Regions from separate parts of the Homo sapiens genome. Here region 2 is linked to region 1. A link is a contact called in ENCODE Hi-C data. All regions are on one chromosome and are shown on one strand. Each heading gives the region's core, a stretch centred on a gene start or an enhancer-like site at or near the end of the contact. The rest is flanking DNA. Distances are from core to core; before and after follow the strand shown.

What was found. Hi-C counts contacts between places; a loop is a spot of excess contacts on that map. Pooled maps may share reads with other maps.
Region 2: a map with no recorded cell type shows a loop between it and region 1 (9-fold over the local background). The contact joins two enhancer-like sites. A Hi-C loop is called at or near these places in 2 of 37 single-sample maps with no recorded cell type and 3 of 50 pooled maps.

What each region holds. Positions count from the first base shown.
Region 1 is chr12:94,302,916-94,306,289 of GRCh38, reverse strand. It overlaps PLXNC1 (plexin C1), which reads right to left. Exons shown (of 31, transcript NM_005761.3): 29 at 2,394-2,534; 30 at 2,239-2,313; 31 at 1-1,109. The coding sequence ends at 1,005. It also overlaps a transcript of CEP83 not described here. Among named protein-coding and RNA genes, the nearest start is that of PLXNC1-AS1, 130 kb to the right of the region's middle. RefSeq lists a silencer at 363-462 and an enhancer at 1,077-1,956. Within about 2 kb of position 1,416, at least 3 of the 41 ENCODE cell types and tissues checked have a DNase peak (open chromatin) inside an H3K27ac peak, as active enhancers do.
Region 2 is chr12:94,760,792-94,764,120 of GRCh38, reverse strand. No RefSeq gene overlaps it. Among named protein-coding and RNA genes, the nearest start is that of MIR492, 72 kb to the left of the region's middle. RefSeq lists an enhancer at 1,173-1,232 and a silencer at 1,553-1,602. Within about 2 kb of position 1,365, at least 7 of the 41 ENCODE cell types and tissues checked have a DNase peak (open chromatin) inside an H3K27ac peak, as active enhancers do.

The DNA of each region.
Region 1 (3,374 bases), core at 167-2,666:
TATATATAATACTCCAGTGTGAACAGCAATTCGATAAAATGTAAAATGTATCTTTTTTTTTTTAAATCACACACAAGTATTCATAACCACAGGGTTCACCAGAAATCTAAAGCAAGGAGACACTCACTCATATAGAAATGGAGTTACTCTTCCACAGATCGTTCTGATCAAAGGTTTTGGAACAGAAATGAATTAATGATTTTTTTGTATAATATCCAACATGTCCACTATCAAATACATTTAGTATGAAAAAACAGATGAAGAAAAGGAACATACATTAGGACAAAGTATCTGGTTAAAATGCTGTTCATTTAAATAAAGCCCACTCTCCTTACTTTAGAGCTCCTTGGTGAAATGGAGGTGAGTTTGATGGAGTGCAGTTGATGACCACTGAAAAACACGAGCCCTTTCAACAATGTTGCAACACTGTTAGTTTTTGGTTTAAACACACACACACACTCACAAATGCTAAGTGTACACTACCAAATTCTGCGGTCAGCTTTTCCAAGAACTACTGGGGAAAGTTTCAATGCTGCAAATCCTCGAGGTTGCCCTAACACCCCCACCTTGTTTCCAAATGACTCATTTCACATTTTGTTTTGAGCACTGGCAGTATCCCTTTACAATGCAGAGGTGCAGTGTAGCACAAGTGCTACATAGCTGTAGTTTTCAAACAAAACCACTTATATCATTGTGCTTAAGTGGAGACTGTAGTTACAATACTGACATTCGCTTACTGGCCTTGTATTCTCTGTAAACAAGGAGGCTGTTTGCAACAACCACTTCAACTCTATTTACAGAAGGGTTCCCACGGTATACACACAGGCACAAGGGTTGGTATGCTTTCTAAAAGCTGTGCATGTGCCTTGGTCTCTTAAAAAGACAGTGCCCAAAGTGGAACCTATGTGCAAACAACAAATTAACGACACAGAGTAGCTCAAGCAGCCATTTTGCTCCCAAGTCGTCTGAAGAACTTTGCCAGATTAAGCCAGGCCCCAGAGTGCTTACATCCACTTGCATTTCTTCTTTTCATCAAATAAGACTTTTACATGCAAGAGTTGTTTCTGAGCTTCTTCCAGCCCTCGTTCTCTTTCTAGTTTATTTAGAATCTGTTGACAATTAGAACAGTTATTTTAGATATTGTGGTTTTAGCGTTACAATTCTGTTTTTTGCATACCTGATGCTGTGAGTGGTAAAATCTGTATGAAACAGATGCCAACATTTTCTTCCATCATTTACATACTCACTTTGCAAGTTGTTTTGCTAAGTCCTTATCACAGGATCAACAATACCTTGGCTTAAAATAGAAGCTCGCAAGAAATACCAACTATTTGCTTACAAATATGGGGCCAGGCTTCCTAGGCCCTGCTTTATGCATTATGTCACAGCCATTCCAAGCACAGCAAGCATTCCTGGGCAGCCAACATGCAGGCAAGTATTTCTCCTTAAATGCAGCAGGCAGGGACATCCTGGTCAGAGACAGATCCTTCCCTTCCCTCCCATCTGGGCAGTGTAGTCCCTCCTCGTGCTTCCCTTCTCTCCCCTGACCCCTGGAACGAGGGATGCTTATCATGTTTAAGAACTCATTGCCTCTACCCTACCTTAGAGCTTCACTTCATCTTCAAGTAGCAAATGGAATTGGTGAGCTATTCTCACCATTGACATGGATAGCCTGTCCCAGCATGATTGGGGGGGAATCAGGGAAGGGGGAGTTAACATTTGTTTGGAAACAAAGCATCTGATGAATGTGTCTGTTTGAATTTCCAAAGAAAAAAACCCAGATTAAGGAGAATTAATCATAAAGGAGAATGGTTTATTGAAATAGTCGCTTAAGTTAGAAATATGTCATAATTTCATATAACGATTGAATACAGAATCTAGGCAATTTAACAAGCTTAGCTTTCATTTTTAGCAAATTACAATCAAGCATAAGCTGACCCCATTTAATAGGGCCACTACTTACTCATCAAAGTTAACTTGAGTCAGGGTGGCTGTAGGCCCCATGAACTCAAATGTAAATTCAGGCTGGTCCAAATGTGGGCAGCATGATAAAACTGTAAGGGGGGCAGCCATGTACAGGGTCTGGCTCAGTGCCAGGATCCCCCATCTCAGACAGGCTTCCTGGCTTCCCTTTCTGGCCTTTTGGGATGCCAGAGCTGTTCTGAAACTGACAGAATGCTATAACCACATCCTTGTGCCTGATTCAAAGGTTAAAAACAATGTTATTTAAAATCTTACCTCATCAAAATATTTTACGATGTATTTGTAAATTTCTGTCAAGGCCACTTCTTCATTAAATTCATTTTCATGTTTCTAAAAGAAAGACTTGTTGAGAGATTCTGAAATGACGTAAAGTAACCAAATATAAGCTTATTTCTGCTTTCTAATGATACCTTAGATTCCTGAGTTAAAAATTCTTCCATTTCTGAGGATGACAATGGAGGCAAATCCCTGATTGCTTTGTAATAAGATTTTACTTCTTCTTTGTAGGTTGGGATATCCTTGGCATAGAGAAGCTTATTAGTTGGTGCTTCCTGGGGAAAAAAAAAAAAAAAAAGCAACCATCACCAAAAGAGTAAAAAAAAAAAAAAAAAAAGATGGAGGAATTTATAATATTCCAATGTAGCTGAACCCCCACCACCAACCAGTTTTACCTCTTGCTAACAAGGCTTCATGCAGTAGGCCTTAAATGTTGTTGACTGAATGACTGACTGCTATCTAGATAGTTCTGGTGAGTCACTGTTATTTTCAGGCAGATTAAATGCTAATATATTCTGCCTTCCTCTCATAAAAGAACTAAAATTATTATTTTTGCATGATTTTGAGTTACTGTAACAATGGAACTTATTTCAATCATAGTTCATTACTAATGGTTGTAAAAAGCCTGAATTAAAACATTTGCTCTCATCCTCACCCACCAGTGAATTTGGCATTTACAAAAGACTTGATTGTAGGTCTGATTGAGCCCTTTATATAACCATGAAACTGGTAAGTAATTGGCAGAGGCAGATTTTCCAGCTTGTCCCTTTTATTTCATTAGATTATAGACATCATCCAGTTTCTTCAGGGAAGCACATGGTCATTAGTATTGGTGGCTCTGATGTGTGATTTTGCAGAGGTTCTCTGGCAATTTGAATGATTCTACGTAATTATAACAGTGATATTTAAAAATTAAATATGATTTTATTTTTAAAAATCATTATTTTTCACAAAACTTTAAAAAATTCTACTCAGGGAAGATAGGTAAGTTAATGATAGGGCTAATGTCCCAGCCCATGAGGCTGAATCAATGGCTTGATGAATCATTCTGAAGGATGCCTAGAGACTGAGATATTATTGAGATTTTCTCATTTGTCAAATTTAAGTGGAACCCA
Region 2 (3,329 bases), core at 116-2,615, 460 kb before region 1:
AGGGACCTGCCACCACACCCCGCTAATTTTTTTTGTATTTTTAGTAGATACAGGGTTCCACCATGTTGGCCAGACTGGTTTTGAACTCCTGACCTCAAGTGACCCACCCACCTTGTACAAATACATACATATTATAGGAAGAATTAGAAAACAGATAAGCACAAAGGGAGTTGGGGGGTGGGGGTTGGAATTGTATAATCCCACCATCTGTAGATAATCACTGCTGAAGTTCAGGCATACACAGCCTTTGTGGTAAACTGACCTAAGCCAGTTTAGTGGTTCACAGCTAATAGGTTATGTATGGTTGATACCAGGAGCCTCCAGTGATGACAGATCTCTACTCCACAACCTCTGTAAGGGTGAAAGGAGAAAGCAAGAGCAGTTCTCAAACCAATCCTGCTACGGGGACAAACATGCATGACCAAGCAGGCACACAGCCTGTGCTGTAAACTGCGCTGGAGAGGCCCAAGCTCCCAGCTTTCAGCCGCTTAGACAAACACCTTGCATGAAAGGCTCTCCTGTGGCCTGTGCAGCAGCAGTGTTGTAGCCATAGCATTGAGCTAACTTTACTTAGAGTCACGCAGGCCACAGAATCCTCCATAACGTAAGACTGGAGGGATGGAGGCTGCTGGCGTTGCTGAATTCTCACACCCTGGTCATAAGAAGGCGGAGTGGCCTGTACAGCATTTCCAGCTGATCCATATACAGCAAGTCCTCAAATGATGTCATTTCAATCGGTGTCATTTCATGATCACCTTGATGAGAAAGTCTGTTCCTGGCTGGGGCCCCTGTCTGTGTGGAGTTTGCACATCCTCCCACATCTGCATGGGTTTTCTCCAGGTCTCCCAATTTCCTCCTACATCGCAGAGATGTACATGTTTGGTTAACTGGCATGTGGTCCCAGCCTGAGTGAGAGAGAGAGAGCGTGTGTGTGTGTGTGTGTGTGGCAGGGGTGTGTGTGGTGGGGGTGTGGGTCTGAGTGCACCCTGCTAGGGGATGTATCCTGTCCAGGATGGGTCCCAATGTTGCAGCCTCAGCTGCCGGGACAGGCTCCAGCTACCCTTGACCCTGAAACAGGAATAACTGGGCAAATAATTATCTTCCTTGTGTTTATTAACCTTACTTAAATGTATGTATAGCTCACATGTATTTCAGTGTTTAATATTATAAATGTTTTGGTTTTTATTTAGAAGTTTTGTGATTTTTTTTGTGATCAGAAATATGCCATAAGAACTTAGCTCTTGTTGATCTCAATTAGCCTGTGGCAAAATCAGTTTCACTATATGTTGTTTCACTGAAAGTTGCAGTTTCCTGTTGATGACATGAAGTGAGCCCTTACTGCACTGTCGTGCATTGCTTAACAACAGGGATATGGTCTGAGAAATGTATCGTTAGTCAATTTTGTCATTGTGTAAACATCATAGTGTACTTATACAAACCTAGATGGCATAGCCTACTACACACCTACACTATATGCTGTAGCCTGTTGCTCCTAGGCTAAAAACCAATACAAAGTGTTACCATACTGAATAGGCAGTTGTAACATGGTGGTATTTGTGTATTTACACATATCTAAACAGAAAAGGTACAGTAAAAACACAGTGGGTTATAAAAGATTAAAAATGGCACACCTGTATAGGGCATTTACCATGAAGGGAGTTTATAGGACTGGAAGTTGCCCTGGGTGAATCAGTGAGTGGTAAGTGAATGTGACCACTCACACAAGTGTAAACTTTAAACGCTGTATACTAAGACTACACTATATTCATTTAAAATTTTTTCTTTAATAATAAACCTTAACTTACTGTAACTTTAAAAATAAATTTTAAGAAACTTTTGACACGTTCATAATAACACTTAGGACACAAATATATTGGATAGCTATACAAAAAATAGTTTCTTTATATCCTTATTCTGTAAGCTTTTTTCTATTATTTATATTTTTACTGTTTCAATTTTTTGTTATAAACTAAGACACGAACACACACATTAGCCTTGGCCTACACGGGGTCAGGATCATCAGTTTCACTGTCTTCCACCTCCACGTCTTGTCCCACTGGGAGGTCTTCAGGGGCAATAACACATTTGAAGCTGTCATTTCCTATGATAACAATGCCTTCTTCTGGAATATCTCCTGAAGGACCTGCCTGAAGCTGTTTTACAGTTAACCTCTTTTTTTCATAAGTAGAAGGAGTACACTCTAAAATAACAATAAAAAGTATAGCATAGTAAATACATACACTGGTAACATAGTTGTTTTATTATCAGGTATTATGTACTGTACATAGCTGTATGTGCTACACTTTACACAAATGGAAGAGTAGTAGGTTGGTTTCCACCAGCAACACCACAAACACATGAGTAATGTATTACGCTGCAGCATTATGACGGCTGTGAGTCACTAGAGGAGGATGGGAATTTGTCAGCTCCATTATAATCTTAAGGAGCCACCATTGTTTCTACACAGTCCATTGACTGAAACGTAGTTAAGCAGTGCATAACTGTATTTTGAACACCTATTTTCATCCAAAATAATTTCTAATATCCACTATGCTTATTAACAAACCGTCTGATGTTTATTAAAGATAAAGGCAGCCGAAGCCTTATAATAGCCAATTTTTTTGGAAATACCAATTTTTTGTTAAAGTCTTTCAAATGCTAAGCAACTGCCCCTAGAGTATAAATTAAGACTCATACACCTATATACCATACTGTTTGTGCTGGAGTATTTTAAAGAGAATTAGAGACACTTTTTCGATTTATATGTGTGTGTAGGTGTGTATAAATTGCTTAACACATTTTAATTTATGGTCATTGTGTATGTATTAACAAAAGTGACATCACATGCTATATAATATATAGTTTCATAACCTACCTTTTTCTTTAATAACATAAATATATTTCTAAATCAAAATAACTGTGTTATCAGTTTTAATGACTGCATACTATTCCATTTTATAACATAATTTACTCACAGCTCATTATGAATGGACATTTGTGGTTTTAGTAGCTTTTATTATTATAGGCATCACTAGAAAGATTGTCTTGTACATATTTCTTTGTGTCCATGTTTATTAGGACGCATTCCTAGAAGCAGAATTGCTGAATCATAGGGTCTGCATGTTAGACAAATGTTTTAAATAAGATTTCAAATTACTTTGAAAGAATGTTGCAATCTATACTCCTACCAGCATCTGCTTTCTTAGATACTCTCCCACACTGGAAAGAATTTCAAACTTTTTTGCCCATTTGATAGGTAAAAAAAACGATAACTCATGTTACTCTCACAAGTGAGGTTAGACTTTAAAAAAAGTTTGCAGTCTATTTAT